5 separate regions of the Mus musculus genome follow, and all the other regions are linked to region 1. The links are chromatin loops, found by intact Hi-C in ENCODE. Cell type or tissue: heart. All regions are shown on one strand. Each heading gives the region's core, and the rest is flanking DNA. Links, peaks and the distances in the headings are about the cores only.

Region 1 (6,440 bases), core at 1,441-6,440:
GTGATACAAATTCAGGCACAACACAGAGTAGTCAGGACTCAAAGGAGTGTATCAGCTGGAGAATCTGCAGCACCCAGAAAAGAAGAAAGAATGGTGGATCAGAACATAGTTAACAACCTAGCAAGGATGGTGGGGAGGACACAATAAGGTAGTGGGCAGTAAGTAGTGAAGATTGAGTGGTGGTGGTGTTAGAATGGTTTTTTAAAAGAATATTATTCCAGCTATGTGCGAGAGAGAGACAGCATCATGTCTCCTCAGTTTTAGATGCCATCTAACCTGTGCACATACTTAAATGCATTCCACTGTGCAAATCACAGCCACACTTTCAGTATCTGTGGCCCCAAGCTCTTTGATGGCCTCATTCAATGAGGAAATATTCCTATCATGCATTCATCGATTAGTGTTCATTGAATGTTGTGATGAGTGTTCATTAACTATTAAATCTAAAGCAAATGTGGAAGTCCATGCCTCTAATCCCAACACTCAGGAGGCTGAGGCACGATGGCTGCCTGGAGTTCAAGGCCAGGTTGGGCTATCTAGTGAGATCTTGTCTCTAAGTAACTACATGTTGAAAATGTAGTTACAATGTGTGTGTGGGGGGGGGGAGGGTGTAATAAATGTTTTCTGCCCTCTGTACATGAATGGATCATCTAGTTACTGCATATATTTATACAGTTGCAAAACATTAATCGAATAACTATTCGGGCAAGGTACCTTCCCTTCGTTCCCACGGAATCCAGTTCCCAGAGCCTTCCGCACTCAGGGTAAAGCTCTCCTGAGCAATAGAATGACCACCGCTGGATGGACCTTCGGTTCTGAAGGTGGGGAAACTTCTGAAGAAACTTCTCACACTGCACACTTGGAGACAAGACAAGACAAGACCTCTTTTGCACAGTGAGTGATCTCTGTGCCGACCAGAGATCCCATTGGCAAATAGTTAACGTACAGGGTTTACAATGATGATATACATATATCTAATCCCTGCCCATACATGGACGCATGTAAATAACCAGCAATCAACTCTATGCATATCCATGCCATGTGGAGTCGTACAACATTTATTAAAAAGTATTACTCAGCCAGGCAGTGGTGGCACATGCCTTTAATCCCAACACTTGGGAGACAGAGGCAGGCAGATTTCTGAGTTCAAGGCCAGCCTGGACTACAGAGTGAGTTCCAGGACAGCCAGGGCTACACAGAGAAACCCTGTCTCGAAAAACCACACATACACACACACGCACACACACTCACACAGTATTACTCAGCCAGGCGTGGTAGTGCACATAATTGATCCCAGCACATGGGAGGCAGGAGGATCTCTATGAGTTCGAGTCCAGCAAAGCCAGTCCAGGACAGCCAGGGCTACACAGAGAAACCCTGTCTTGAAAAACCAAGAAGAAAAAAGAAAAAAAAAAAAAGGATTACTCTTAACTTTATACCCTTTCTACCAGTACAGAGTTGAACAGATATTCAGATATTTCAGCTCTCTCTCTCTCTCTCTCTCCCTCTCCCCCCCTCCCTTTTTTTTTTTTTTTTTTTTTTTTTTTTTGACCCAGTTTTCTCTTAGGACCCAGACTTTTCAGTCCTTATTCGCAGACAGCCCCGCCCCCCCGCGGACACCCTCGGCCTCAGCCCCGCCCCCGCCCCAGGCCCCACCCACGACCTGCCGCTTCGTTCCCCGCCCCCGCCGCAGCCTATAAAATCTGGAGCGCGGCGCACGGAGCGGCAGGCGCGGAACTGGGCATGCTCTGTGTCGCCGCAGCTTTGGGTCGCAAGTAGGAAGCCCGTGCACGACACCGGCGGCGCCGAGTGGAGCGCTGCCGCGGCGGCCAGGGCCGCAGGGCCGGCGTGGGAGCGCGAGACCGGGCGGCGGCGAGAGACCCCGACCCGGGCTGTCAACCGCGCGGCGGGGTCCGAGCCGGAGCGGGAACGGACGGGACGCCCGCCGCGCGGCCCGAGGGCGCCCCCAGAGCGGAGCTGCGGCCGGGAGGAGGACGCGGCCATGGGGCTGCTGTCCCAAGGCTCGCCACTGAGCTGGGAAGAGACCCAGCGCCACGCCGACCACGTGCGGAGGCACGGCATCCTCCAGTTCCTGCACATCTACCACGCAGTCAAGGACCGGCACAAGGACGTGCTCAAGTGGGGTGACGAGGTGAGCCCGCGCGCCTTTGTTCGGCCAGGCCGCCCGCGGCCCCGCCACCGGCCCGGGCTCGGCGCTGGCCACTCGGGCTCATTCATTCCTGTCGGGAGGCAAGCCGCTCGGACACAGGGAGGGCCTGAGCGGGAGGAGTGTGAATATCTGCCTCCCGGCGTCCGGTCGCACTGTTCGCCTTGGAGATGAGTGTGTACAGGACCGACTTGCCCGGCTGGCTTGCTATCACGTTTCAAATCTCCAGGGTGTTTGCTTCGGCCCTCGGTTTTCTCTAGCTCTTTTTCTTAAACGCCTGACACATCTCACATCTGTCCGCAAACTTTAGAGTTATACATTGCAACAAATACATTGCTAGACCTAAGGACTTGGGGTTGTCTTCCTAAAAGACGGGAGACTTCATTATCCGGTTTAACTGTAAATGCTTACAACTTAGAGGTTAGGTAAGACTGGTTAGAGCCAGCAGCTAAGCGTTACCAGTCAATGCTAAAACTTGTGCATGATCTCTGGGACCCATTTGTTCGAACCATCTGAAAGCGGCAACGCTAAAAACATTTTTTTGTGTGTGCATCCCCTATTTTTAAATAAGCACATTGATAAAAAGATACATAAAGTTAAATAACCTCTTGAGTCTGACCTTTATTGTGTGGGGTTGGCATTTACGGCAGATAGCGTGCCACTCCTGTATGTATTTATCGTTTAGTATTATCCTTGGGCTAAGTTTCAAAGTGTTGCTGTACCGGCATAGACTAGCTTGCGAAAAGTTAGTTTTTCTGTATCTAATGTTGGTAGATGATTCTGCCATCTGCAGCTGAAAGAATTATGCTTGGCCTAAGGAAGTATTAGGACTAATATATATTCCTACAAAAAAAATTGTCTATCACCACATTTTCTTTCAGGAAAGGGACACACTCGTTTGGCAGTTCTCCAGTTTTAGTCCAAAGTTTGTTGTGTATTTACATTTGACAGTTCTTCATTTGTGTTCCGTGTATCATATACAGGGCAGGGATATTATGGGTTTTATCCACTTGTTTTTCCTAGGGCCTAACTAGGAAATATATATAGTTGGCAGCAGCAAATTGTGGCGTCCTTTAAGGTTCTCATGGAACCAGCCACTGTTGAGCAATCAAAAATTTACTTTTCGCTGTCTTGCTAGGACTCCATAAAGACAAAAATAAAAACAAATGAATGTCTTTATAACCATTTGGAGTTGAACTTCATCCGCAGATGTTCAGTGCAGTCGAAGCACAGTGGTTCACCATGCCCCTTGCCTTTTCTCTACTAACCAGGAACCTCCCGGATCCAGATCCTTCTTTCTGTTTTAGAAAAAAAAAAAAAAAACGCTCCCCCTGTTGGCAGGAAGAGCATGTACAACTAACTGCCTGTTTGGAGAGACTTCCCATGGCAGACGAGTAAAGTGAGTGGTGTGAGAGGAACAGCAGAGCAGGACCTCAGGTGTACCACACATTTCCATCGTGACGGGATCTGGTGAATAGAGTCGGTACCAAGTTTACCTTCCTCCCCACAATCCTTATCAAGGAGACTGAAGAAGCCAGGCAATCTTGTGCACTTGTATTCTGTCTGTATAGGGGGAGAATGTTGGGCCCAGCATTTCAACCAATTAACACTGTTTTTAAAGACAGGGTTTCTCTGTGTAGTCCTGACTGTTCTGAAACTCACTGTGTAGACCAGGCTGGCCACAGACTCACGCAGAGATCCGCCTGCTTCTGCCTCCTGAGTGCTGGGCTTAAAGGTGTACACCATCATTGCCTGACAGTTAAGACTTCCTGAACAGAGCATGCTAGGCAGGTCTGTAGAGAAGTTGGACTCCACAGGTAATCCTCCGACAGTAAGTTGCCTGGCTAGCACTGTTCCTACATTAGATGACATCAGCAATATCCCTTGAAAACTTAGCGCCTGCTGATATTGCATTTCCAAATTTCTTTTTGCAAATATTCTTGTCATAAGTTACATAGAAATCTATGAACTGTCGGCCATCACTGGAAAGAGAGGCCCATTGGACTTGCAAACTTTATATGCCCCAGTACAGGGGAAAGCCAGGGCCAAAAAGGGGGAGTGGGTGGGTAGGGGAGTGGGGGTGGGTGGGTATGGGGGACCTTTGGTATAGCATTGGAAATGTAAATGAGCTAAATACCTAATAAAAAATGGAAAAAAATGTAAACATATGAGAAGAAAAAAAAAAATCTATGAACTGATTCCCCCCCCCCCCCAACCTTCCAGTGTTGGACGTTTCCTTTGAAATAGCCTGACACTGGAAGGATTAGAACTGTGAGAAGTTCCTAGATGGTAAGGAGAAGCCCCCACCGTTCTGGTGCTCCTGAACGACACTTCAGTGAAGCCTTGGTCTCTCCCCTCCAGGGGCTTCATGACTTTTGGAGTACACACACCTAGCCTCTCTTGTGGTACTTTTATATTTCTTCTGGCAGTCTCATGCCCAGAAGATGATGTCAGCCTTATGTACAAGAGCAGAAGTTATCACAAGTCCCTGTGCACAGTGGGAACTTACTGTCACACAGAGATGTCTGAAGAGAGTAACTGAGAGACAGACTAAGTAGATAAGAGGGAGAAGGTGTGGTGGGTGGTGTGGGCCCTGGAGATGAGGCTAGCTCTGCCGGGGAGAAGTGTTTTAGATGTGGTGTGTTGCACTGGATAGGCACAGTACCAAATACAATGGGAGGGTCACATATCAGATATCCTGCATATCAGGTGTTTATATTAAGATTCATAACAGTAGCAAAATTACAGTTATTAAGTAGCATGAAAATAATTTTATGGTGGGGGTCACCAAAACATGAAAACTGTATTAAAGGGTCTCAGCATTAGGAAGGTCGACATTGTATCTATGGGGGACATAGACTTGATTGGTAAAAAACAAAAAGAGCTACAGCCAAGCCTTAAAACTGGTCATAGCTATGTTTGGAAGAGAGCCTGCCACTTCAGAAATATTCTGCTCCTTGTATGAGGACAGTGTTTAAATCTCCACACCAGAAAGAACCATGTTTGCTGCTTGCCAGACTCACTGTTGGGACTCGAACCCAGTTACAGCTTTTACAGTTTGAGTGTGGACGGTTTGGATAGGATTGTTTGTTTGCTTGGGTTTTTGTTTTTTGTTTTTGTTTTCTCCACATGCCTATTTCACTGTTAGTATGATAGCTCCTAACTCTGGGCACCGTTTACTGTGATGGTTCTTTGGGTAATGGAAGTTCTAACCCAAAGAACCAGAATTCTTCTTCTTCCCCGATGAGGATGATGTGGGAAAGGAGGAGTCTTCGGGTACAGGTTTTGTTTATAGCTCAGTGTTTGTATTTTAAAATACTGTTGGAGGAAGCTGGGCATGGTGGCACACACCTTTCCAGAAGCAGTTGGATCTCTGAGTTCGAGGCCAGCCTGGACTATGTAGTAAGTTCCAGGACAGCCAGGGCTACATTGAGAGACCCTGTCACAAACAGACAAATAAAATACTGATGCAAAGCTAGGGACATAATTCAGTTAGAGAGTTCTTTTCTAGCATGCATAAGACCCTTGGTTTAATCTCCACTATCCTGTAGTGTAGCTACTACTTAAAAAGAAAAAAAAATTGCTGTCAGCTTGGCCAAGCCTTTTCAGTTATTTAGTAGCAGAATTGAAACCTGATTCTAAAGTTTTAGATATTTGCAATGCTTGGCATGCTCCCAAATCCCCTTTTACAGCACTTACAGTATGCAGGCCACGGAGCTGTCAGGACATACCGCAAAAAACAGATGTATGGACGACGTCAAGACGTGCGGGAGTGAATAAAGCTGTGAGGGAATGAGGACCAAAGCCTCAGGCTCAGGGGACATTGGCAAGTCCTTTCCCATACCAGTCGGGCTCAGAACGGCAAAGCCTTCCTCTGGTCTGAGTGTGAGTGTTACATCCTAAAACTACTCACCTACAGAGACCTCTCACAAGACCAGCTAATTCCCCGCTCCTATGTAGAGATTCTCAGTTATTGCTGTAGTTGGCGCCACACCATCAGAGTGAGCATAGCCTATCTAAGCCCTATTTGTGTCTTCTTTCTTCATCTCAGCCTCAGATGTGGTAAAGATGAGACCTTGAAAAATAATTAGTATGTGTTAATAGAAATTTAAACAAAAAGTTTTAAATGCAGGAAAAAGAAAGCAAATATTTTGAGATGTTTTTAACCAGATAGAGTAGTTCGTTCTCAGAGTGTCTTCCCCAAACCGAGTTATTCCAAGTTTGCTGCTTGGTCTCAAGGATATGCTCAGCAAGTACCACTGCCACTGAGCTA
Region 2 (6,440 bases), core at 879-5,878, 72 kb before region 1:
AATTTGAAAATCCTGACAAAGTCAACTTCGAACCAAAAGCAGGCCAAGAAAATAAAGATCATTTCACACTGACTAAGGGAACAATCAATCAAGAAAGTATAACAATTCTATATGTCTATGATGTACCAAGTGCTGGCACACCTAAGTTCATAAAACAAACCCTAGTGGATTTCAAGCATCAATTGACCTCAACCCAAAAGCAGTGAATGATTTCAGTAATCTAATCAATAGGCAGATCACCCAGATTAATAATAATAATAGGAACAAATAAACATCAGAGTTATAGGACAGTATAGACTAAATGAACATTATTAGAAACATGCCTACTATTCCATACAAACCCCACAGAAAACAGTTTCTCAGATCTATTTTAGACATTTCTCTAGACTAGAACATAACATTATTTTTAAAGTCTTCCTCAGCTATATAGGGGATCTCAAAAAAATAAAAAACAAAAAACAAAAAATACTAACCTCAGGATCTTTCCTACATGACAAACATGATTAGAACACGATCAGAAAAAAATCAGGAAAACAATCTCTTTCATACTACTGCTAGAAATGAGATTCAGAAGGCAAAGAAAGTGGACATGGCAAGATTTATTCTTGAATGAGAGGGTGTGCTTGCAAAGGGGAACACACACCAAGATAACAAGTGCATTTGGGTTTTATTCTAACTCTGGTGATGGCAGTGTCTTTTCCCCACTGACTAGGGTCTGACCTCACAATTTTATTCAGTGGAGAGGACTAAAACATTTGCATAAAAGTCTTACAAAGTGAGGGAGTTGAAATTTTTAACTCCTTGTCCTAAACACAAGTTGCACAGTGTTTAATAGAAAAGACTTGTGTTTGGTATCTCTTACAGTAGCTTCATTTAAAATATCTAGGGATGAACTTATCCAAAGAGGTAAATAACCACAATAATTAAAAATTTTAAATGCCCAGAAATAAACTAAACTACTAGAAGCTGGAAAAGCTTTGCATGGTGTGTGTGTGTGTGTGTGTGTGTGTGTGTGTGTTTGTGTGTGTGTATGTGTGTGTATGCACGTGTGTGAACAAGTACAAGATATAGAGGCCAAAGAGGCCAAGATGAGAGGCCTCGGTGTCATTACCCTTCAGATACCATCCACTTTATTTCTGAGACATGGCCTCTCACTGGGACCTGAAGCTCGCTGACTAAGAGTATGCTGGGTGGTCAGTGAGTCCCAGGATCTTATGGTTTCCCTTCTCCAGCCCTGGGATTGAAGGCACCTGCAACCTAGCTTCTAAGGTCTAAAAACCAGGTCCATATGTTTAAGCAACAACCATTTCAGTAGCTGAGCTGTCTCCACAGCCCTTCACAACAAAGTTTTATTCAGCTGCTAAGCATGAAATTATATCATTTTCAGGAAAATTAATGGAACTGGAGATCATCATGGTCAACAAATAATCTGGACTCAGACAAATACCACATTTTTTTTCTTATGTGAGGAATATATGCATGTATATCATGAATACATAAATATACACACTTATATATGAAAGATATAAGAATAAAAGTGTGGAAGGGTGGTGGGAGGAGGGGCCTGAAGGCGGGTAGAGGAGAGAAAAACAAAGTAATGAGAGATTTAAAATTAAAATATCACATAGTACATAACATGAAGTGGGAATGGGGGGGGGAGCTCTTTGAAAGCAGGAAGTGGACCTGTGAGAGGAGGGGACATAGGCTTGCAAAAAGCATAGTAATTAGACATGAAGTCCAATAATACACATGCATGAAAATAGCCTAGCTATGCTAACTAAAAAATAAATGAATACGTAAATAAGACCATGTAAACAAACTCACCATCACAACTCACATTCGTGATCCACATCGTCTACATTAGTTTTTATCACAGATGTGGTAAATATGTGGCATAGGTGTTTATTTTGACTCAGAATTTCAAAGGCTTTAGACCTTAGTTGGCTGTTTCTATTGAAATGAGCCCGAAATGGGGCGCATCACACGGTAGACAGGAAGCAGACAGGATGTCTTTGGCAGCACGGTTCTTCCTCCCCACCCCCTTTCATTTTTTCTGGCTTCCCAGACTATTGGGATGGTGGTGCCCACATTCGGGGTGGCTCTTCCTTTTGGTTAATCGTCCTGAGAACATCCGTGAAGGGAGATCCAGAAGTGTGCTTAAGCAATGCTAGCTGTACTCATTTGCTGTCTGCTTCTGACCAAAAGCAAGCAGGGGGAGGAAGAGGTTATTTCAACTTACACCTCTTGGGCCACAGTCAGTCCTCCACAAAGGGCAGTCAGGACAGGAATTCAAGGCAGGAACCTTGAGGCAGAACAGAAACAGAAGCCACTTACTGGCTTGCTCTCCATGGCGTACACTACCTCTTTTCTTATAACATCTAAGCCTTGTCTGCCTAGGTCTGGCACATCTGATGTAGGTGAGAACCCCTCCCATATCATCACACAAGAAAAGTGTCTTCACAGATTTGCCTGTCGACTATGCTGATGGAGGTGTCTTCTCGGTCGAGGTTTTGTTTCCAGACTCTAGCTTGTGTGTGTCAAATTAACAAAAAAAACTAGCTAGCACATTAGTATTTCTCAATCTAAGCTAACAATATTGGCCATTATCCTTTGCTATTTCTGCAATGGCCCTAACATAAGGGAAATTATATGTTTTGTTGACAACATTCTCATTTAATCAAGTGAAGAGTAACTTTTTCCCCACTTTGGGATGTCACCTAGATATTCATCACCAGGAAAAATCAGATCTGTGACAGGGTCACATGTAGTATGAGTGTGAGCTTTTCATCCCTACATCAGGACAGGGATGGATACATTTGTAGCCGCATTCAGTATGAGTGTGAGCTTTCCGTCCCTACATCAGGACAGGGATGGATACATTTGTAGCCGCATTCAGTATGAGTGTGAGCTTTCCATCCCTACATCAGGACAGGGATGGATACATTTGTAGCCGCATTCAGTATGAGTGTGAGCTTTCCATCCCTACATCAGGACAGGGATGGATACATTTGTAGCCGCATTCAGTATGAGTGTGAGCTTTCCATCCCTACATCAGGACAGGGATGGATACATTTGTAGCCGCATTCAGTATGAGTGTGAGCTTTTCACCCCTACATCAGGACAGGGATGGATACATTTGTAGCCGCATTCAGTATGAGTGTGAGCTTTTCACCCCTACATCAGGACAGGGATGGATACATTTGTAGCCGCATTCTCAGGGATCCCAGGAATGAGAGGGAGCATTTGATGGGACGTTGCCACGGTTGCCTCTGGCAATGAAGAACAGACTGACATTGTCATATCCCTTCCTTATATTTATTCTTTATGCATTACTTGACTTTATATTCACCTTTTCAATTATGTATTTTAGAGGTTATATTATCTATGAAAATAATTTCAGGACATTTTTATTATACATAGGAATGTGAGGTAGGTGGAATTTCAGCCTTGTCCTCGAAGCAATTCTGTCTCAATCTTTCTTCTGTTGGCCATTTTGACAGCAGGTGGTGCTAGAATGTAGGTGCTCCCCAAAAGACGTACTGGGCTTACATCCTCTACCTTGATATCTTTTCAAGTATACATAAGTACATAACTAGACAAACTTGCCAATAACCAGTTTTACTATTTTAAATTTGATTTTACGGGTGCTCTCACTGAATTGGAGAAAATGTAACTTTATATGGTACCCACGTGGCCCTAGTCACTCAACCAGCTGAGTGACATTTTATAAGACCTAGTGTCTAAACACAAGAAAAATCCTGCAACCTTGACACATTCTATAGAGCCAGATTTTGCATTCTGAGAAAAGGATACTGGAAACATTGGGTTTTGATAAAGAAAATATTCAATGTTCAGGTTAGTATAGAGTATATCCCAGCAGAAAGCCAAGGATAAAGACTTTGTAGCCATATAACCTGAGTTCATAATCTTAGCTGAGACCATCATTTGGCCTCTTAGCTCAACAATGAGGATTTCAGTCATCTAATGAAAAGGATTGTCCTCTGTCAAACAGCTAGAGATCAAGGCGATACATCTTAGCTACTATAATACTGCTTCCTGCAAAAATGTCCTACCTCTGACTCTATAGTGAGCCTCTTAGGCGCGTATAACACTGAAACACTGCTTTTATCAGTGCGTATGTATGCTTCTGATATGCCAGGTACATGGTATTATTCCCATTTGAGTCATCAAATATAGATCAAATTAAGGGGAAGGGCATTGAAAGAGAACAAAGACATCAGAAAGCTTCCTCTGACAGGCACAAACTAAGACAATAGGAGTTACATGAACACTGAAGAGTTTAGACAGTACAATGCTTTGTTATGTTTTATGAGCTCATGGTACTCAAAAAAGCTAATACAGTAGAACAATCGCTGACATATCAGGTTTGTCAGTCATATTATCAGTGCTTGACAGTTTGCCAAACTGCCCTTGGCAATAGCCCTGGATTCACACAACAAAAAGAGGAAAAGTTAGAATGGCCACTTTCCATTTGACATTTAGAAGCCCCAGATTATCTTAATGAAAGATAAATAAAAGTGAAACCAGAGAAAAGAAATAGCCTGCCAAGACCGCCAGGTTACTAACTGTGCTCTCACCACTGACATCCCTAAACAGCAAGGACCAGAATGTTCCTAGCACATTACAGAATTTGGCTTACTTTGGCCACGGTGCAGTACGTGAGTTTCCTGAGATTCCCATCAACTGGGAGGCCTGAAATGAGAGAACTAGGCTCTTTCATAGAAGCTGGAAGCTATAAACTCGACATTAAGAATCCAGCAAGGTTGGTTCCTTCTATGTGTTCATCTCCCAGTTTCTGGCAGCTGTCAGGTAGCTACCCTGTGCATTCTTGGGCTTATAGATGCATCATTCCAATCTCTATCCATTTTCTCATGATTAGCTTTTCCCTGTGTGCCTCTGTGTCTGCAAATAGCATTCTCCTTACTCTCTTGGTCTCCAGGGCCAAATTTTCTTCTTACAAAAACATCACCATATCACATTTGAGCCCAACATAATGACCTCACTTCAGCTTGATTGTACTTGCAAAGATTCTGTTTCCAACCCTTGATTCACAAATAACAAAGGTTAAGATTTCTTCTCATCAATTTAACTGTGGGCAGACGACGATAAATGTGTTAAAATATCTAAAAAGAATTAAGAGTGCATCAAGTTCTTCCCATTGTGAAATATCTTCATTTCTGAGATAAAAAAAGTAAGCAAGCATTTGGACTGGCTCTTAATTAGGGTATTTCTCTTCTAGTAGGATTTAGCTCAACTCTTCCCGCCCCCCAATTTGTTTATTTATTTTTCAATTTATTTGTTTTTATTTTCTATGCATGGGTGTTTTGTTTTCATGGGTGTCTCTGCAATATATATCTACGGGGTGCCCCTGGAGGTCATTAAAAAGCTTCCAACACCCTGGCACTGGGGTTACAGATGGTTGTGAGCCACCATGTTGGGCTGGGAATTGAACCTAAGTCCTCTAGAAGAAGAAACAGTGTTCTTGACTTCTGAGCTGTCTATTCAGCCCTTTACTCAACTTTTATTTTGGTGTTTTTCTAGGTTTTAGAAGAGATTTTACATTTACTTTTTTTTTTAATTAACTCTGTGTGTACAAGCTAGTTGAAAGAAGGTAAATTTATGAAGGCTTCTTAGCTGGCCACTGTTGTCAATGAAGCTGGAGAAAGAAAGAATGGAAGGCACCTAGACGTAATTAAACTACTACCAAAGGCATTCTGAGTGCAGAGAGCTTAAATAGATTGGAGTGGAGAGTAAGAAATAGACTGCTTAAAAAAAAAAGGAGAGAGATAATACTTTTCATTATGTGCTACTGTACTTACAACACCAAAAATAAATGTCAGTGTGTCCCATTAGCATTTCTGATTGTAGGACTCCCACCACACATGTCTCCTACAAGTAATGGGAGCACGGGGTGCTTGTGGTCCATGAACACGCTAAAGAAGAGTGTGGATGCGACTGAGCGGCATAAGTTGAATTATACTTAGTGAAAACAAAGTATTCAAACCCACACATGCCTATGGCTGCCATATCTGACAATGTAGTACTAAGAGAGCAGTTTTGAAAGAAAAAAAAATCAAGACATTTGTGTGGGAGACACATATCTGTATACACACGCACATGCACACGCAATGAAAAAAACTCATACATAAACCATATATAGACAACACTTTTAACATTCTAGGTGTTTGACACTGAGGGTTTTTTTGTTTTTTTGTTTTTATTTTGATTTTTCCTTTCTAGTTTACATACTAATTTCTGCTGTTGCATTTGAATGTGGAACATTTAAGTTGGATCAGGTTTGTGGATTTATGGCTTTGTTTCAAAGACTCCAGGGGGGCCTTATTCTATGCAAGTATTAAAAAAATGAGATGCGTTTGTTGTAAGAAAGCTTGGACCCAGATACCCTAGTTTTGTTGCAT
Region 3 (6,440 bases), core at 737-5,736, 150 kb before region 1:
CATCAGGAAGCTAAGAGGCTGGAACGACTGTGGGGTTTCACTCCCCCGCGGGTCCTCCACTTCCCTCTGCTCCTGAGAACTGCACCAGCCAGCGTCGTCCCCAGCCACACATGTGCAAGTGTCTCAGTTACTGTGGGGCTTCAAAGCAACAAATCCAAAGCTCCGGCCGGGATCCCGGAGTCCTTTTCACTCCACAGCTTCCACGTGAAGATCAGAGGGCAACTTTGTGCACCGAGTCAGTTCTGTCCTACAGGACGGGAGCTCAGGTCAGCAGGCTTGCCCAGCACGCACCGTTAGCTGCTGAACCATCTCACTGGCCCACTGCGCATCGTTTAATGTCCTGCAAAGCACAGAAATCATCATCAATTTTTAAAGCTGCATATTATTCCCTCCTATGGAACTGCTATAATTTCTTGAGGCTTTGGTTTCCAGCCTAGCCTTTAACAGCTCAACAATCTCTGTGCCTCCCCCCACCCCCTTTCTTTGAGACAGGGTCTTTTTAAATAGCCCTGGCTATCATAGAACTCACTGTGTAGACCAGGCTAGGCCGGCTTTGAATTCACAGAGATCTACCTGCTTCTTGAGTGCTGGGATCAAAGGCATGTACTACCATGACCAACTGAAGAAATTGTCAGCTTCTTCCTGAGAATCACCGCTCACATCATCAGGAAGCTAAGAGGCTGGAACGACTGTGGGGTTTCACTCCCCCGCGGGTCCTCCACTTCCCTCTGCTCCTGAGAACTGCACCAGCCAGCGTCGTCCCCAGCCACACATGTGCAAGTGTCTCAGTTACTGTGGGGCTTCAAAGCAGCAAATATAATATAATTTCTAATCAGTCTTCTATTGATATGTAATATTTCTCTCATTTTTTTTAAAATTGGGCATTATTCTGATAACCAACCTTACACATAGAAAATGTCATGCAGAAAAAATTCCTGACGTGAAACTGGCATGCCAGTGATACAGAATTCAAAAAGCCTTCTAATTTTGGTAAATGTTATAGAATTGCCCTCCGTGGGGGGTTCTACTTATTAAGACAATATTTGCAACCACCAACTTAACTTGTTTTAAATACATAGCTTGATTCAAACACTTTGAAGCATACTAGAGAACTCATTTGATCCCCATGTCCACCTTCCTGACATACACTGAGGAGTCTGAAATTTCCCGAGTGTCAGAACAGTTCTTTTGCCGGGACTCAAACTCCAGAAAGGCAGTGACTCTCAGCAGGACTTCTGTCAGCTTCTGGTGAGGAAGGGGGACGACAGAAGAGCTGGCCATATTGGAGCTGGACAGTTGGAATTCCAGCTCCATTCTCTGACATCTGGAGGAGGAGAGAGAAGCTATAGAATTGAGTTCATCTTCCAGGGGCATGAACATGCCTCTATCTGTGTGCTCGGAAGACAGTGATTCCTAAACATGTCTCATACGATCCTCATCCCCTGCGGATAGAGGAGACTGGCCTCCGCATCAACAGGAGACCAAGGAGTCAACAAAACGAAGCCCAGCTTTATCACACACACACACACACACACACACACACACACTGTTCTTAAACAGGAGGCTTGATGTCTCTGAGTTCAAACCACAGCAGGACATCCCAGTTAGCGGTTAAAAAAAAAATCCCATGTGGTTTTTAGATCTCTAAGCACACAAGTGAAAGACTCACTCACAGTGAGTGCCCCGCAATGGGCAGTCACCAAAAACTCAGTCGTAGCAGGGTCACAGTGAGTCCTGACCCCTAGTTGCTTTTCTTAGAGGACACACAAATTGCAACAGGAAAGCCCAGTTTTGGATGTTTGGCTCTGATTTAGGACCTTAAACTTTCATTTTAGAAATGGGGGATGGGGCAGGCTCTGGATGGCCCTTCCTTCCGTCTTCACTCTTTGTCCCTGTGTTTCCTTTAGACAGGAGCAATTCTGGGTTAAAAATTTGGAGATGGGTGGGTGGCCCCATCCCTCAACCCTGAGGGCCATGCCTAACTTTTGCATATGGTTTTGACGAGTTCTCCCTCCCCTTTGTGGGGTATTGTGGGGAGCCGCCCTCACATTCGCCGTTACAAGATGGCGCTGACATCCTGTGTTCTAAGTGGTAAACAAATAATCTGCGCATGTGCCAAGGGTAGTTCTCCACCCCATGTGCTCTGCCTTCCCCGTGACGACAACTGGGCCGATGGGCTGCAGCCAATCAGGGAGTAATACGTCGTAGGCGGAGAATAATTCTCCTTAAAAAGGGACGGGGTTTCGCCATTCTCTCTCTTGCTTTTGCTCTTGCACTCTTGCGCTCTGGCTCCTAAAGATGTAAGCAATAGAGCTCTTGCTCTCTTGCACTCTTGCTCCTGAAGATGTAAGCAATAAAGTTTTGCCGCAGAAGATTCCGGTTTGTTGCGTTCTTCCTGGCCGGTCTTGAGAACGCGTGTAAGAGGGTATTTCTGCTAATGTCATCCCTGTGGGGTCCTGGGAAGGCTTTTGTTTTCCTGGCATCTGGGACTTTCTGGTTGCTACCCCCAGTTCCCCTTCCCCCCATTGCTACGTACCTGTGTTCAATTTCCTGGCCTTAGTGATTGTTCAGTGTGACAGGAGGTAGCCACCAAGCTTTGTGCCATTTGGGAACTACTTCAAGGCCACCCTGCAAGACTGGAGGCACTTTATAGATAGGTTCCCTTTTGAGGTTTTGAAAACAAGACTGTATTTGTTGTGGTCATGGATAAAATTTATTCATATATGCCTCTATTTTGTTATTTTAAAAAAAATAAAGATTTATTTATTTATTATGTATACAGCATTCCTCCTGCATGCATGCATGCATGCCTGCAGACCAGAAGAGGGCACCAGATCTCATTACAGGTGGTCATGAGCCACTATGTGGTTGCTGAGAATTGACCTCAGGATAATCTGGGAGAGCAGCCAGTGCTCTTAATCTCTGAGCCATCTCTCCAGCCCCCATTTTGTTACTTTAAAAAAAAGATTTCACTGTGTGTATTTATTGTACTGGGTTATGTAAGGATGTTTTTATAGTATATATTATGCACTGAATATATGGTTCTTTTCATGTGTTCTCTCTCCCTGATGTCTTCTGGATTATGTTTTTTTCATCCTTCTGTTTATAAGCTCTATACTCTTAATTTTTAAAGTTTTTCTAATCTTTACATTTTTGTGTGCAACCTAATGAAACTGTAAGGAAGAATATATTCTCACAGACAGGGAATCTTAAATTACTGTATCCACAGTCACATCCTCTTAGGTACAAATGCTAAGATCCAGAATTGCAAACCTATCCTTTTAATATGAAAATAAATAGTTATTTTTATAGTTAATAGATAAAAATAAGCATAGTATCTGTGTGTCTCATGCTTGGTTACTCTGCTCTATACCTGGTAGCCTTTGGAATACTGTTTCTCAAAACGTTTGGTTATCTTTTTGTATAAGCTCACACTGGACGGCCTTCAAGCACTTGATCAAAACTGCTTCCAGATACGATGCCCGCGCATCCTTGAGTGTTTCTCCCCTGACATTACTCTTAGTTCTAGATTTAAAAGTTCTCGAATGGAGAGGAAAATGTTAATTGGAATTCCACCCCCCCCCAAAAAAAAACAGGCCCAGGATGATAGGTTCTTAGGAAGAAATTATAATTATTATTATTATCATTTTTTCCATTGGCAGTTTTCTTTGTATTTTTTGCCACAGGAAGAGTTTCCTGAACCTGGCCTTTCGACAGTGTAACATTGGAAGGTGGCCTGACTCTGTGTAAGGAGTCTTAGGGTTCCCCTACTTTGTGTAACTCTAAGGCCTACCAGGGTTTGAGACTTAACAGGCCTCCACGTGTGTGCACCTGCCTTTACCTGTGTACCTGTGCCAGAACATCAGGAAAACAAAGCAAAGATGGTAAGACACACTGAAGCTCAAGAAGACTAAACAGGCAAGAAGTCCCTAGCAGAGAGGAGCAACAGCTTTTCTCTGAAAAATGGAGACCAAGAAATGGCATGCCAAGGGTTTCAAAGTTAATGTCCCAGACTGTAACGTAGCACCACTTACGGGACCACTTACAGGACAGAATCATGGAACACTGATACGTACAGATTATCACCATTTTCCCGGGTCCAGCAGAAGTGAGTTTGGAGTCAAATGAAAGATTTGCTTGTCTTGTTGAGTTGGGAGAATGGGAGTGAGGACAGCAGTGACCAGCAAAGCCTGGGATAGAGTGTTACAGGCCCTTTCTCTGCCCTCCACTCGCCAATCACCACCTCTGCCTCTAGGGGCTAATTGCACTCACCTGTGTCTCCTGGGAAACTAAATCCCTATGAGTCACTTTCTCTGGATTTAACAGCAGCTATCTAAGGACTGTTAACATTTTCCCTATTTCAGTTTTCTGGTTCCCAGGGTGTATTGGAAATTACGAGGTGAGTCACACTTTATTGTGATCAGTACAATATTGGCTCTGCTCCTCGGGGCCAAAGTCTGATTGTTAAATGGCATCATTTAAGTCCGACAATTAGATCTTGGACTTTCAGAAAAACAAATAAAAGCCTACCCAGGAGAAATTCATTCTTAAAGTGAATTACTCTCAAATTTCTCTGCCTCAAACTGGGCAATATATAAGAACACTCACCATTTCTAATGAAAATGTAACCTAATCGGAGAATTTGCCACTAGAGTGGAATGTTAAGATTGAAAAATACATTGTATCTAAAAAAAAAAAAAATCACAAAATAATCTCCCATGTGTGTGTTCTAGTGTCATAGACATAGAGGAAACAAGCAGCTGTGTTGCCTTGGTCATCAGTATTGTTCGAATCTAGATGGGATGTGTTTCTTTGACCATGGGCTTGGTTTAGAGATGGTGGGGCACCAGAGACAATGTCTGGCCATTGGCGTCAAGAATTCAGATGGTTGCAGCCATGGCACAGGGCATGCAGACTGCAGCAGATAGAGCATGCGATCTCAGTCAATGATGGGCCTCAGGATATGCACAGGTTCTTGCGAAGACCGAGTACATCCTACAAAGGACTCTGAGTTTTCAGGAGACATCTGGACTTGCATTTAAACAGAGACCTTTTACTTAGCACACAAAAGAAATATAATCAAATTAAAGTGTAGATTAATAATCACAAATAGAGAGTGATTGTTTAGAATAAATATATCTTGGGGTATTTGGTGCATTTTCTGTTATAAAAACCTATTCTTTATCTGCAATTAAAATTTTAACTGGGAATTCTGTATTTTCCTTTGGCAAGTCTGGTGCCCTAAAGTGAAACAAAACAAAACATGTTGCCAACCAACCCTTATGCTTGGAATGATTCTGTTTAGTAAAGATATTTCGGTACATAAAGATGCTTACATAGATACACACAGCCTTGGGTGTTTTGCCTGCATGTATGTCTGTGTACCATATGCATGCTTGGTGCCTGTAGAGACCAGAAGAGAGCATTGGATCCTTTCGGACTGGAGTTACAGATGGTTGTGAAGTGCCCTGTGGTAACTGAAGAGCGGCCAGTGGTCTTAATCACTGAACCATCTCACCAGCTGCTCCCCCACCCACAGCTTTTTTTTTCTTTTATAGTGGAAAATATATGTATATTTTCCATTTGTATACTTTTATGCTACTACTGCTTCTGACATTTTGTATCAAAAGGAGATTAAAGGAAGTAATGAGTGTAATATGAACGGAAATTGACAAGTAGGACCCGTGAAACTTAAAAACTGCTGTACAACAACAACAGAAGCAGTTGAAGAGACAACCTAGAGAGAGGGAGGAAAGTCTGTGCTCACTGTAGATCTGATAAGGAATTAATTTCTAGAATATACGAAGAACTAAAACCAAAAAACTAAACAATAAATAAAATGGCTAATGAAATGTGCAGACCACGCTCCAAAGGTGGACTATAAATGGCCAATAAGTATATGGGAAAATGTCCAGCTTCACTAGGCCATCAGAGAAATGCAAATTGAAACTACATTAAAACTTGATTTTACCCCAGTCAAAATGGTATTCACCAAGAAAACAAATAAGAAAAAATGATGGTGAGGATATGGACAAGAGATTCCGTTATACACTTCTGGTGGAAAAGCAACCAAGTTCAACCACTATGGAACTCACTATGGAGGGTTCTCAAAGCACGAAAAATAGTTCTGCAGGACCCAGTTGCATGGCCCCTGAGTATTTATCTGAAGGATTCCAAATGGGCACATCACAAAGATACTCACGTTGATGTTTATTGAAGGACTCTTCATAATGGCTAAATTATGGAACTAAACCAACTGCCTAACAACAGAGGAATAAGCCAAAGCAAGTATTTTATGCAATGGAATTCTACGTGTCCATAAAAAAATGGACAAGCTGCAGATAATCATACTAAGTGAATTGAGCCAGGCTCCTAAAGACAAATGAACATTTTTCTCTCATTTGTGATTTCTAAGATTATGTATGTATGTGTTCATGTTT
Region 4 (6,440 bases), core at 784-5,783, 420 kb after region 1:
AGCCAGAAATGAAAGACTGGGGAGACAGCTGAGTGGTTTAGAGCACTTGTTACACTTAGAGAGGACCAGAGTTCTGTGTTCTTGGCAACCCTTTGGTGGTTCACAACCATCAGGAACTCCCAGTTTCAGGAGATCCAACACACTCTTCTCAGCTCCTCCGGCATCAGATACACATGTGGTGCATATATAAATAAAAATGTTAAAATGCAATAAAAACTAAAAACTAAAAATGATATCGGGGCCTCTTGACAGCCTTGTCCTTGCCAGAAGTGTTAATGAGGGTGCTAATCCCTGATTTTTAGTTAGGGTTACCTTTTGAGGGGGATGGATATTAGTGTGTAGTAATAAACGTGTATTAAGATAAAATTCCTTCTGGTCAAGAGAATAGAACCTGATGAGCTAGTTGGGCCAAGTCAATCACTCAGTGAAAGAACCACTCTAGGGAGTTTACTGTAATTCATGCTAATGAGGCAGAACAATTAGCCTTACAATGAGACATTGTCTTTTCATTTTCAGAATGTCAGTCTACAGGGTCACCAATCTGCCTGCTTTTCTAAATTATACAGAAAAGTGTGATTTCTTCTCTCTTTTCTAATCTAAGCATGCTTCCATAATGCTTGGGCTTCCCCAGCATTTTGGGTCTTCTTACTCTTTCTCTAAAGTTCCCTCTCCCACCATGAAGCCACTTATCCGTGCTAGACTAAATGGGATGACTTTGCTCATTACCTTCTCCATTTTCCTCCTTCAGCAGCTTAAAGTTACAGCCTACCTGTCCTGGGTGTTTGCCTTTTCGAGTGTAATAGCATTTGTCCTAATAACATTTTTTTAAATAAATAAATTTAAGCAGGGACTGGTAAATAGGCTCATGCTCTTATTTCCAGAGTTTGGGAGGCAGGCAGATCTCTAAATTCAATGCTACCCTGGTCTACAGAGAAAGTCCCTGAACAGCTAGGGCCACACAGAGGAAACCTGAAACAAACAAACAAGTAACTAAATAAATGTTTAAAACAAGAGAGAGAGAGAGAGAGAGAGAGAGGAAGGAAGAAGGAAGGAAGGAAGGAAGGAAGGAAGGAAGGAAGGAAGGAAGAAAGAGAGAGGTGGGGTAGAACTGTTCCCAGACAGAATCTTTGTTACGACTGCTTGGAACCTTCACCTGAACTCATATTCTCTCTCTCTCTCTCACACACACACCTTTTAAACATATTTACATCTCTATTTACATCTATTAACATAACAGAATTTTTAAAGATTTAAAAAATTTTTAATTAAAAAAAAATTTTTTTCCTGTCTCTAGCTGCATAGTCGGCCATCAGTGGAAAGAGAGGCCCTTTGGTCGTGCAAACTTTATATGCCTCAGTACAGGGGAATGACAGGGCCAAGAAGTGGGAGTGGGTGGGAAAGCGTGTGGGGGACTTTTGGGATAGGATAGCATTGGAAATGTAAATGAAATAAATACCCAATTAAAAAAATAAAAATATATATTTTTTTTAAGTTAAAGAATAAAATAAAGTTTTAAACGAAAATTAAATTGCAGGAACTACAAAAGAAAGGCAGACTGCCACATGCAGCGCCTCATTTGGATGTGTCTGGAGTCTTGGAAGCTTGACTACCCTACGTTCTCCTACAATGGACCTTGAGAGCTTGTTTGGAGGTTCTAGCAGGGGAGCGCAGCTACTCGTATACCCTTGACCGAAGACCGGTCCTCCTCTATTCGGGGAAGGTCGTCCTCTTCGACCGAGCGCGCAGCTTCGGGAGGGACGCACATGGAGCGGTGAGGGAGGAAGGGGACACCCGCCTAGCCAGCCAGATCAGCCGAATCAACCCTGGCGATCAATGGGGTGACAGATGTCGCAGCCAGATCGCCCTCACATCCGAGAGTAAGCAGGCTCTTGGTAGGTATATAAGGCCATAGAATTTTGTAACTTTACACATGTGGTGACCTTATGTAGCCGACTGTACTTGATATTATAACAAATCCTGAATCCGTTTTAGGGTTAAATAATCCTTTTTATACTCGCTTCGTTCTAAGTTTAAATTAAAATACTTAAATTTAGGATGTTTTTACTGTTAACCAAAATGCTTTGGGGCTATGCAAAATACAACAGTTTGGATTGGTTAAACCTTCCGAAGCCCCGCCCCCGACGGCCATGTCTATTCTACGGCCCGGCTCTGCTCCTGGCCCAGGCGCCCGTGTCCGGTGCGGTCCCATACGAGATGGGTTCTCTGCCTTCGGTGCGTGTCGGCGCCTCTGCCAAGGCGGAGCGGACGGCGAAAGGTAGACCCAGCGCATCTCCAGCTTCACGAGACTCACGCGGCCTTCCGTGGGCCGTAATCGTCTGTCTCCCTCTGTGGCCGAAGTGACACACCGAAGCGAGTAAAAAGCTAATTCCTAGAACAGTGTGATGCACCCGGCCCTCCGTTGGCTTCCCGTGCCCTTTGTAGCTAAATTTGGAAAATCCTGAGTTTCTCAAAGTCCAAGAACTTTATAATGTGCACTGCTAGGCTAATACCTTTACAACGAATGCCCCCCAGCTTCCCTGAATCGGAATGTGAAAGTGACACACTGAAAACCAAGGCTAAGGGTTCTGTCCTTTCTTTCACGTGTTAAAATGGTGGCATCTTTTTAATGCGCGAGGGAAAACGCAACAACAATAATAAAACACTCCTCCCAAATCCTGAACATTCAGTTATGTCCAGAAAATTGGGATGAAGATAGGACTTTGCTTTACCGCTCTGTACTGCGTTCGGGTTTTTTGTTTGTTCGGTTTGTTGTTTGGTTTTTGGTTTAGTTTGGTTCGTTTGTTTTCCAGAAAGGCCGAAAGCCATCGTGACGTCGAGGCACAAGCTCCACTGTCCTAACAGTAGAGGTCGCATGGAGTTCGTGAGACGGGCATTAGCTGCCGCTGGAGCTGTACCCAGCCCACCGTATTTTCACAAATTAGCCAGACAATACGCCTTCTCTTCGCATCACTACTGGTCCGGGTCAGCCATAAGATCCTTCCTGTTAGGGACTTTTCTTTGAACTAAGATGTAATTAACGGGATTCATTACCCCTTTTAAGTTACCCTTGGTTTCTACGAGGGATAACAGGTAATAAGGACAAAGGGAAGTAATGTAAATTTTGTCAGTTTTATTGATTATACACCCTCTAGGTGAATTTTCTGTACCTGCGTTGCACGGTTGGAAGCCTTGTTTCCTGGCCTGCGAGTGCAAGTTTTGCTTTTGTTCTATTCTTCAGCTTCCTGTGGAGATTTTCAGATACAAGCAAACAAAACATTGCATAACTCTGTGTGCAGCCCTTACCCGGATGTGTGCAGCTTTAGGGTGTGCTTGGTATGTCTCCTGCCTCCTCTTGGTTTGTGGGAGTCTTTCCTCCTAACATAGTTTCATATGGGAGTGCCACGATTTGGTATTTATTTCCAACGGGTAAAGGTTATCACACCCACCAAAAAATCTGCAAGGCTTTATCCTCAAAGCAGTCTGTCTCATGCGGAGTTTTTACTAATGTGTCTCGGTGCTGCTCTAAACAAGGTCTGTAGACTTTACACTATGAATAACTTGAGATTTATAAAAATGTTGTAAAGTTGAACCTCAGAGCCCTCAGTCCTCCCGGGTGCTAACGCCTTACATAACCATGATAAACTGAGAAGAAAAGTGTTACTGGTGTGCAAGTAAATGGGCAGCAGACTTAATTATGATTTCAGTGTTTCTACTAAAGTCCTCTTACCAATCCAGTATCCCACAGTGTATCTAGTCATGTTTCCTCAGTTTCCCCAAGGCTAGGATGGTTTCTCAGCCTTTTCCTTGTTTCAACCCCTTGACGTAATTATTGAGACCATCAATGAGGATTCTCTGGGAATAATTCCCGCCTCCCCCACCTTGTCCTTGGCTCTTGAGTCTAGTCCCTTATCTCACAGAAAGTCCTATGCCTTGGATATGCCCGATTTCTACCTTGTGATTGGGGGAACTGTTTGTGTTGGTTTATTTGTGGTTTGGTTGGTTGGTTGGTTGTTGTTGTTGTTGTTGTTTTAACAGGTGTTTCTTTGCTTTTCTCAATGTCACAGCAGGAGGAACAGGATATCCAAATGACCTCCTTGGAAAACAATGGTTAAGGAGCACTGGGACTCTGACAGGACCTGGGTTCTCTCCGACCCCTTTATTCCCCATGCCCACTGCCCCACATGTGTGTACACATGTGCTTCTGCTTGTGAGCACGCAGGAGTTCATTGTAGAGGGCATCTCCCTTACCTGTTGTCTCTCTTTGATTTAAAAAAAAAAAATCTATTCTTACAAACCCCTATATATACATGTTGCCTGACTTAAAGTCAGGTCTGGGTTACTGCCATCAGTCCCAATGTTCACAGAAATGGGAAACGAGAGGGGTGGACCAGTGGGGACAACCTGTAACTTGGACTTCTTAGATCACTCCTGTCCCTCCCAAGACACCTAGGACTCATCGGGTCTAATTTAGTCTAGGAGGTGTGTTTCTAGATGCATCCCTGGAGTACAGTGAATGCAAGCCAAGAAATAATTTTTTCTTCCCAATTTCATGGTCTCATCCTGACCTACAGCAGATAAGTAAGGATGATTCCATTTCTGTATTCTCTCGAGCCCATCCCCCTCTCCCTGCCGTAGAGTCGGGAGTACCCTTTTTTTTTTTTCTTCTCAAGACAGGGTTTCTCTGTATCACCCTGGCTGTCCTGGAACTCACTCTAAAGTACCCTCTTAATTAACCATGCTTAGAGAGGAATAAAAGGACAAGACCAGAGTTTCAGCTACCTTGGATTCTGCACCGACTCAGGATCACAGTCAGTTTGTGTGAGGTCACCAGTTTATACCAAACAGGTTTCAAGGGGCCACGGACAGAACTGTCTTGGTCAGAATCAGCTGAGTCTTGCAGACATGATTCTACTCCAGACCGTTTTGTCTCTAGAAGAGAAACTTGCAAACATTCTGCCTTCCTTTTCTTTTCTTTGGGAAAGTAAATGCTGTGTTAGAAGTTTGGACCAGAATTCTCGGACTTCACCATCTATGGATGCTTCGCTTTTGATGTGTTTGCCTGTTTATAATCTATTTTATTTATTTTGGAAGATTTTCATTAATAAAAAGTAATGAAGACATAGCCTTGGGATTTCTTTTTTCTGGCCCTCAGATCAGATTCTTAGATCACTGGCAAATGAAAAGAGGTTTCCTGTTAGTTTTGTTCGTAACTGTACTCACCGGAACAAAGTCTATACACAGTTTGCCAGTGGGGACGTGTCCCAGCAATACCTACAAGGGTGAGGCGCTTCTCATACAAATCTCAGAATAGACTAATAACAGGGAGGGAACGCCAGCAACCAGAGCAGTCATCATCAGGGTGTGACTGCCGGTTTCAGAAACAATTTCCTTCTTATATTGAATATTTCCCAGACCAGGGGCTTAATGGTTCAACCATTAAGAGCACTGGCTGCTCTTCCAGAGGTCCTGAGTTCAATTCTCAACACCCACATGGCAGCTCACAAATATCTATAATTATAGTACTATGGGATCTGATGCCCTCTTCTGGAGTGCAGAAACAAAACACCCATATACATAAAATGAATAAAAGAAATAAAGAAAATGTCCAGGCCCAAGTTCTGACAACAGGTAAGGAGTACCCTACATATTGTTCTGTCTCCTTTCAAGAAAAATCTATGGAAATTTTTGTGTAATTTGGTAATCTCTGGAAAGACTGATCATAGAATTTTATTTTATATTACTACTACTACTATTGTTGGTTGTTTTGTTTTTGAGACAAAGTCTTACTATGTAGACAAGGTTAGTTTGAGCTCACAGAAATCTGTCTGTTTCTGCCTTCTGAGTGCTAGGATTAAAGTCACATACCACTGTGCCCCACTGAATTTTAAAGTTGAAAAAAGCTTTTAAAAACCACCTTCAGCATTGTGGTATCTTGCGCGCGCTCAACTGGCCAGGAAGAACGACGCTGCTACAGGATCCTTCTGCACACATTTATTCAGTCCTGTTTCTTCTTTCTCCATATATCTCCCTTGTTTATATCTCCCTTGTTTTTATATCTCCCCTGTTTGTATCTCTCCCTCGTTTATATCTCCCTTGTTTTTATATCTCCCTTGTTTATATCTCCCTTGTTTTTATATCTCTCTTGTTTTTATATCTCCCTTGTTTATATATCGCCCTCGTTTTTATATCTCCCTTGTTTTTATATCTCCCCCGAACCCTGGGCCTCTCACTCCTTTTATACTCTCAGTTCCCATCCACGCACAGCAGGCCACGCCACCTCACCAGGCATGCAGCTTCAGCTAATCAGGGCAGCAGGGGCAAATCTCCATCAAATTGGATTCACCTGTATCCTGGTACACCTGCGCAGCACTCAAGATGTTTGTGTCTTATATGAGGAAGTCAGGTGCAAGTCATACGACTTAGCTGCAGTCTCTGGCGCC
Region 5 (6,440 bases), core at 1-5,000, 210 kb before region 1:
TTTGAAATACTTCCATCGGACAATCAACAGGTTAGCTAAAGGCCAAGAGGAGATGACAGAAAATTCTAGAAAAGTAACTGTCTTGAGCAAGACCTCCTGGGCACGGGGCTGGGGCTCCCGTGCTTACAGGGGAGAACAGAGGCGGGCAGGCACTTCAAGGAGGTAAGAGTGAGATTGTTAGTGCAGACAACAGAAGAATCTAGTGAAGGGACAGCTGAAGCCAGATGAATCTAGCAGCAGTCAGACAGAATGACTGTCACCCAACCAAAGGCAAGCTCAAGACAAGGATCCTGACCTGCACTGCGGAGAAGCCACCACAATGCTCGACTGCTCCTGGGTCGTACATTAGGTAAGTTATTACCAACATGTCTGTGGCTGGCGGGCCACCTCATACTCACATCAGTATTTAAGTCATGTCTCCCCACAAGACTGGGAACAGCTCATAAGAATCACAGCTTCTTTAATCTCTATATTCCTAATAACTAGTAAGGAATGGTACCGCAATAAATGTTTAACAAGGCCAAGTTTAAGTCACATGACTCAAAAAAAGGAGGGACTAAACAGCTCAGGTTTCATGGGTGTGAGAAGCAGACAGGCCAGACTCATCCTATGTGTTCAGTGTGACTGCAGTTGTCTGACACTTCAATACATGGAGGTAGCCAAACACTGCATCTAACAAAGTGCAGAGCCCTGAGGAAAAATCACTGCAATTCTGTGTCTCAATTTGTAAATGAAAATGCTGGAGCAAATGAGAGGTGGCAGACCCTTCAGTGGAGTGTAGGTATCTATCATTATCCCAAAGCCTGTTGCCCAGGTAGAGTGTATACCTACCTTTCGGATGTGCTCCCAAATTACAGGCAATGAACCAGACAGCGGTCATCGCCAGCACACCAAGAACCTTTGAAGCCTTCCAGCAAGAGGGGTGAGATGGTGGTGAGCAGACAGGCGCTTGGAGTTAGAAGCCAGACGCACCAGGGAGCGATAGCCATGAGTTACGAGTTCTCCAACATGAACAATGGCTAGCCCAAGGAAAGGCTGAGGAAACAGACAGACTTTCAAGGTAGCTGCTGTTCCTGTCTGGCATGTACAAACCCAACAGTCTGGGTGAGATGAGACAGAGAGGAATCCATTTTACAGGACCTTGATTTAAGGCTATTAGAGCAATACTTAGCAATAAGGAAGGCCATCACCCATTGGTTTCGAAATGTTTATTTAGAGTATTTACAGAATGCCATCAGACCTAATTTTGAGTCTCTGAGTTATCATGTACCATCTGCAGAAATACCTGACACTTCCAAAACTCTGAGTCTCTACGCCAAGCAAAAAAAAAACAAAAACTCCAGCATTAGAGGAAATCTAACAAACTCCAAAAAGGAGTGAAAAGCCAATCCAACCCAAAGAAATCGTCCAATTCCACAATAAACACAAAGTCTACAGAAAGCACTGCAAAGTTTATAGTCAAGAGCTTTTTACTAAGTCTTTTAGTAACTTTATTTCAAATCCCTTGCAAAGCATTAGGCAACATTTGCTACATTTCAAAAATTATACAACTTAAAGCAATGAGCTTCCCACTTAAGTAAAACACAGCGAAGCTTAAAAACCAGATCATGTGTTTGAAAATGCCTGCAAAATAATACATGCCTGAGGGATCTGGGTGGTTTTCCTACTGAATTAAATTAAGGGCTGGGAGGGGTGCTCTGCAGAGATCCGAGTGAGGGTAATCTTTGTGATTACACAGAGGAGGCCATGGGAACCAAGAAAAGTTAATTCAAGACGAACTTCACTCGAGATGTTGAGAGAAACACACTTGTGATTTTCTAAACTCTGTCAGCACTGGCGATCGTTATCAGTCCGTGTTCCAACAAACCAGACATCTGATCAGAGTTTCTTTGAAAATGGCAGGACATCATCAGCGGTAACAAAGGACAAACAAGGTACTTGCATTCCGAGGCTCGGGCCTTTAGGCTCTCTCCGGGCCTCCCAGCGGACTTCCATTTCCTGCACCTCTGGATTGCCACTGGCTTACTTCCTCCTTACACCTGGGTAAAGGATGCGTCCTCCTTAACAGTTAAAGCTAGAATCCCGAGGCAAATTCAAGGGTTAAAAGTTCAGCGTCTAACCCCAGCAGGGCCTAGAAGCACAATCAGTATCTGTCACAGGCCAAGTTCGGTGCGGCAGATGATTAATTTTCATAAACAACTCTGAAAAGATATGGCATTAGTGATAGGACAGACCCAAGCAAGCTCTGTGGTGGCGGAAAGGCAGCAAGCAGGGCTGACTCGCAGCGGGAGCCACTACACACGTTCATCGCAGTTCCAACCACGCAACAGGTCCACGCACGCAGTGCACCAGCGGCGGGAACCTGGGCACCTGCAGCAGTTCTCCTCCTGCCCAGCACCCCAATGCGGCCACGGGGCTACCGAAGCGGACCAAGCGCCATCTCTCCAGGGCATAGCCCACAGAGATAAGGCCCGGAGCACATTCCTTACAGATGCCAAGATATACTAAAGCTTACTTTCGCGCTGCTGGGTCCCCACATCCTCTGGGACCTGCGTTAGCCCAAAATGAGGAGCTCCAAGCCACTAGCTGGAGAATTGGCTGCTAGCCGATCGCCCCGGGGCGTGATGGGGCGCATGGTCGCCCCCAGCTGGGAACAGTGTGAGCTACCTGGCTTCTCACCTAACCGGCATTAGTTCCCAGACGTGGATCTAAGCCACTTAGTGGACCAGAACGTTTCTCCACTAGCCATGTAACTACTTGTTAAATACCAAGTCTTTCGGTATAAATGAAAAACAACTTTTATTGGAGGATGGGTTTAATCGGGAAGCAGGGGAGGGGGGCACAGGGAGGGCTGAGGGCAGTAGTGGGACCCCGCTGGCCAGAGTCTCCCAGAGCGAAGCAGTCAGCGGAGGAGCGCACGGACCCGGCCACCGCGCCAGGTGAGGCGGGCACTCACCTCGGGGAGCTCCCGGAGCTGGTTGGCGTCCAGCAGCAGCTCCTCCAGGCTGCGGGCATAGCGGTAGATCTCCTCGGGGACGTAGACCAGCGAGCAGTGGCGCTTGTCGATGGCCTCCACATGACGGTTGCACCGCCACAGGGGAATGCAGTGGAACATCGCCGCCTCCACCACCAGAGCCGTGTCCCGCCGAGCCGCGGAGCCCGGGGCTCGGAGCCCGCTCCGCCCGGCCGCCCCGCTGCTCCCCGCCCGCCGCCCGCTCCAAGCTCGTTGCTGGCTCCAAGCTCGCTCGCGCCTCGCAAGGACTCCACCGTCCCGAACGTTCTGAGGAAGCCGCGGGAACCCTCGCCGCGTCCCGCGCCTTCGCCACAGTCGCGAGCGTCCCCTCCCACCGCCCCCTCCGCCGCGCTCCGCTTCCTACTCGCGGCCGCCGCGCACTGGGCATGCGCACTCGGCGGCACGCAGAGGGCGTGTCCCGGCCGGGGATGCTCCGCTCCGGGTTTTCCTGGAGACCCGGCTCCCGGGAGGGTCGGGAGACGGTGCTCCTGCGGTCCTCTCCTCCGCGGGGAGTCGCACAGTGTGCGATTCTGGAGGGAGCCGCGCCCCAAAAAGCTCCTAAGGAGGGCAGGGACCGAAGGCCAGAAGGAGCAGAACAACTTCGGAGTTTTCATTTTACTCACCGTGCTTTTTTTTTTCTTGCTCCCCTTCCCCAAAACAACTTTCTCTTCCGGGGTCAGGAAGTACCGCCCCGCCGAGTACCTTGAGCGCGGGGTAATGAAGGAGTCGGTTCTGGCTTTCCGACACCCCCTCCTCCTAACCCCCGTTTGTGCCCTGTGTCTGCGCACACTCGCTGGCAGGCCCTACGACCTGAGAGCATCTTTGGTGAGCAGGACTTATCTGAGATGTACGTGTCACCAACTTCCTGGTGCCAACAAAAGCATGGATGTCCGTCTTCAAAAATCTTCTAAAAGATGCTCCGAGAAGAAAGGAGATGGCAAAGGTGCGCTTCAGCATTAGCTCCACCTTAGCCAGATGTGCTTTGGGGGCTAACCTGGGCTGAGGTACAGAAAGCACTGGTGCAGGAAGGCAGATGAACCTCCAATAGCTGGCTCCTGTATTTCTTCAACAGCACCCTGCGTCTTACAAAGGGGAGATTGCAACCCACGCTGTAGTTTGGGGCGGGGAGCCCCAAATTTCTTCCTTTGCTCCTCAGAGGTTCCCGTTACCACAGCCAGACATTTGAACCCCTTTTCTTCTGTTTTCAGAGTCAACGATACAAACTAACCAAACTCACTCCACATGAACAGTTGATGACTCCGTTTTAGGCCAAATACAATAGCTAATAGACTGTTTTAAGAGTCTTCTCTGACTCCCCACCCAGCAAAGGAAGCCTTATGCTCCCTCAGCTCAAATCTGGAGTCACCAACATCACAATATGCAGAAGATTGAAAATTGAGCTTGCTTAGTAACCAAGGCAGAGTTTGCTCTGAAACTTTTTTTCATTGTCTCTTCAGTATTTTTAACTGCACAGGGCACTTGCCCAGGGGGAGAGGGGGAGAGATACATAAAGGTTTCGTCTCTATCAGGAGGATCTCTTGTCTTGATTGATGAAGGAGGAAATTTGACCTGTTTTTACCTCAGGATTATCACCTAGACTTGATGGTTACAGCCAGTACCTAATTCCTGCCACTATGCTGACTTCACTTTTTAACCTGACTTGGTGCCTGCATTCTTGAGGCGGACTTTGAGCCTCCACTCCTCCTTCATTCTTGCATTCCAGAAGTGTGTATAAAGCCCATGTCCTGCCACCTCCCATGAAAAACTCTGATTCCTGATTGAGACATCCAAGAAGATACGTCACTAACTTTGTGGGTTTTCCAGCTGGTTTTTTTTTTTTTAAGTTATAGAAAGCTGAGCTACTCAGTTTAATGTTGTTGTATTTTGTTTTGTTTTGTTTTTCAGAAATACACTAGGTTGTTTTAATAAATGATTAGTATGTTTTTAACATATGTCTGGTCTTTTAAGGATTCCAACCTGAATAAGCATTCCTTATTCTTCTCTGTGTTGTGATCGTGTTTCTTCTTATGTCTAAAAACATTGTGGTTTCTGAACAGCTTACCTGCTTTGCAGATCCTGAAAACTACCGAAATCCACATGACTTAACTATCAGATTTGAATCCCGGCTACTCTGTGTTCTAGTTAGTTTCCTACTGGTGGGATAAATACCATGACAAAAAGCATCCTGGAGAGGAAAGGATTTGTTTGGCGTACATTTCCAGATCACAGACCATCCTTCAGGGAAGCCAAAGCAGGAATTCAAGCAGGATGGGAACCTGGAGGCAAGAACTGAAGCAAAGGTCATAGAGGAATACTGTTTACTGGCTCGTTCAACTTCTTTATAGCACCTAGGACTAGTCTATGGGAGGTACCAACCACAGTGAGCTGTGCCCTTCCAATTAATCTTTAATCAAGAAATTGCTTTACACACTTGCCTGTATGTCCATCTGATGGAGACATCTTCTCAATTGAGATTCACTCCTCCTAATTGACCCTACCCTGTGTCAAGTTAACAACTAACCTCCACTGGGAGATGAGGGATTATTTGGCTTGAATGTCAGGATCACAATCTTACCCTTGGGGTAAGCGAGGGCAGGAACTCAAAGTAGGAACTGAAGAAGAGATGATGGGGGAGGCGGGGGAGTCTTGCTTATTGACTTTCTTTCTGTGCTTTAGTGAGCATGCTTTCTTATATAACTCAGAACCAACTCCCCACTGGGGGCACATAATTCAGGAGTGTTTGCTACATAACAGCAGATAATAAATGTAGACATGATTCACCAGACACATGCTAGATACAGAAATGCAACAAAGAAAACATACCCCTTCCCCTGAGAGAATGAAAAACGTGCAATTAATGGTTTGTTATTTTATTTCCTGACTTTTATTTGTAGAATGGTATAAACATTACATTTTTAAACTACAAATCCAAAGTGGCATCCAGTAAGCTGGAAATGACTGGGAATTCAGAAGTGCAGACATGTAAATTTTAAAATGAGCACAAGAAACCACTATCTAGCCACTGGAGTGTAAAACAAACCAACAAACCAAAACAAACCACTCAGGATCCTAAGTGTTAGTGAAGATACAGTGCAACAAGCACTCAAGCACTGCTGGCAAGAAAGTAAACTGTTGAAAGCAGTATTTAAAACAATTTGAAGATTCTTTGTGTCTGCTGTAATGATCCATCCATGATGTAAGTTATTTATCAATATCCATCATAATTTGGTTAATATTAGTCAAAACTTTGAAACAACTAAATATTCACCAACAGATTAAAAGTGTAGCCTGTAGAAACAATGGTATAGAACTCAACAATAGAAGAAAATAAACTAGTAAACATGTTAACAAATAAATATATCTCAAAAGATCATATCCATAGAAGAAGCAATGTACAGAAAAGTGCATAGGATAGTACATAATGTAT

The links. Hi-C counts contacts between places; a loop is a spot of excess contacts. Peaks named below come from ENCODE experiments on the same cell type or tissue, not always from the same donor. Only the 100,000 strongest peaks of a DNase experiment are listed, where the experiment ranks them.
Region 2: a loop joins it to region 1, with 1.9 times the contacts of the local background. A loop is called at or near these places in 4 of 42 quality-filtered maps.
Region 3: a loop joins it to region 1, with 2.9 times the contacts of the local background. A loop is called at or near these places in 3 of 42 quality-filtered maps.
Region 4: a loop joins it to region 1, with 2.9 times the contacts of the local background. A loop is called at or near these places in 2 of 42 quality-filtered maps.
Region 5: it touches region 1 in a loop (7-fold over the local background); 12 of 42 quality-filtered maps call a loop at or near these places.

Annotation. Positions count from the first base shown.
Region 1 is chr9:77,752,808-77,759,247 of GRCm38, forward strand. Gclc (glutamate-cysteine ligase, catalytic subunit) reads left to right here and starts at 1,728. Exons shown (of 16, transcript NM_010295.2): 1 at 1,728-2,152. The coding sequence starts at 2,003. In heart, for the core only: CTCF peaks have their summits at 2,049 and 3,513; a DNase peak (open chromatin) is centred at 1,734; H3K4me3 peaks cover 2,493 bases; H3K27ac peaks cover 1,619 bases.
Region 2 is chr9:77,681,626-77,688,065 of GRCm38, forward strand. No RefSeq gene overlaps it. Among named protein-coding and RNA genes, the nearest start is that of Klhl31, 48 kb to the left of the region's middle. In heart, for the core only: a CTCF peak has its summit at 3,480 (motif pointing right); no DNase peak of the experiment used is centred there.
Region 3 is chr9:77,608,176-77,614,615 of GRCm38, forward strand. No RefSeq gene overlaps it. Among named protein-coding and RNA genes, the nearest start is that of Klhl31, 25 kb to the right of the region's middle. In heart, for the core only: a CTCF peak has its summit at 2,825 (motif pointing right); no DNase peak of the experiment used is centred there.
Region 4 is chr9:78,173,761-78,180,200 of GRCm38, forward strand. Rn7sk (RNA, 7SK, nuclear) reads right to left here and starts at 1,873; the gene lies at 1,542-1,873. C920006O11Rik (RIKEN cDNA C920006O11 gene) reads left to right here and starts at 2,154. Exons shown (of 4, transcript NR_040401.1): 1 at 2,154-2,275; 2 at 2,811-2,982; 3 at 3,239-3,333; 4 at 4,065-5,122. In heart, for the core only: CTCF peaks have their summits at 2,867 and 5,554 (motif pointing left); DNase peaks (open chromatin) are centred at 1,821, 2,171 and 2,881; H3K4me3 peaks cover 1,423 bases; H3K27ac peaks cover 1,509 bases.
Region 5 is chr9:77,541,509-77,547,948 of GRCm38, forward strand. Lrrc1 (leucine rich repeat containing 1) reads right to left here and starts at 3,344. Exons shown (of 14, transcript NM_001146048.1): 1 at 2,957-3,344. The coding sequence starts at 3,115. In heart, for the core only: a CTCF peak has its summit at 2,654 (motif pointing left); DNase peaks (open chromatin) are centred at 2,433, 2,613 and 3,423; H3K4me3 peaks cover 3,010 bases; H3K27ac peaks cover 2,576 bases.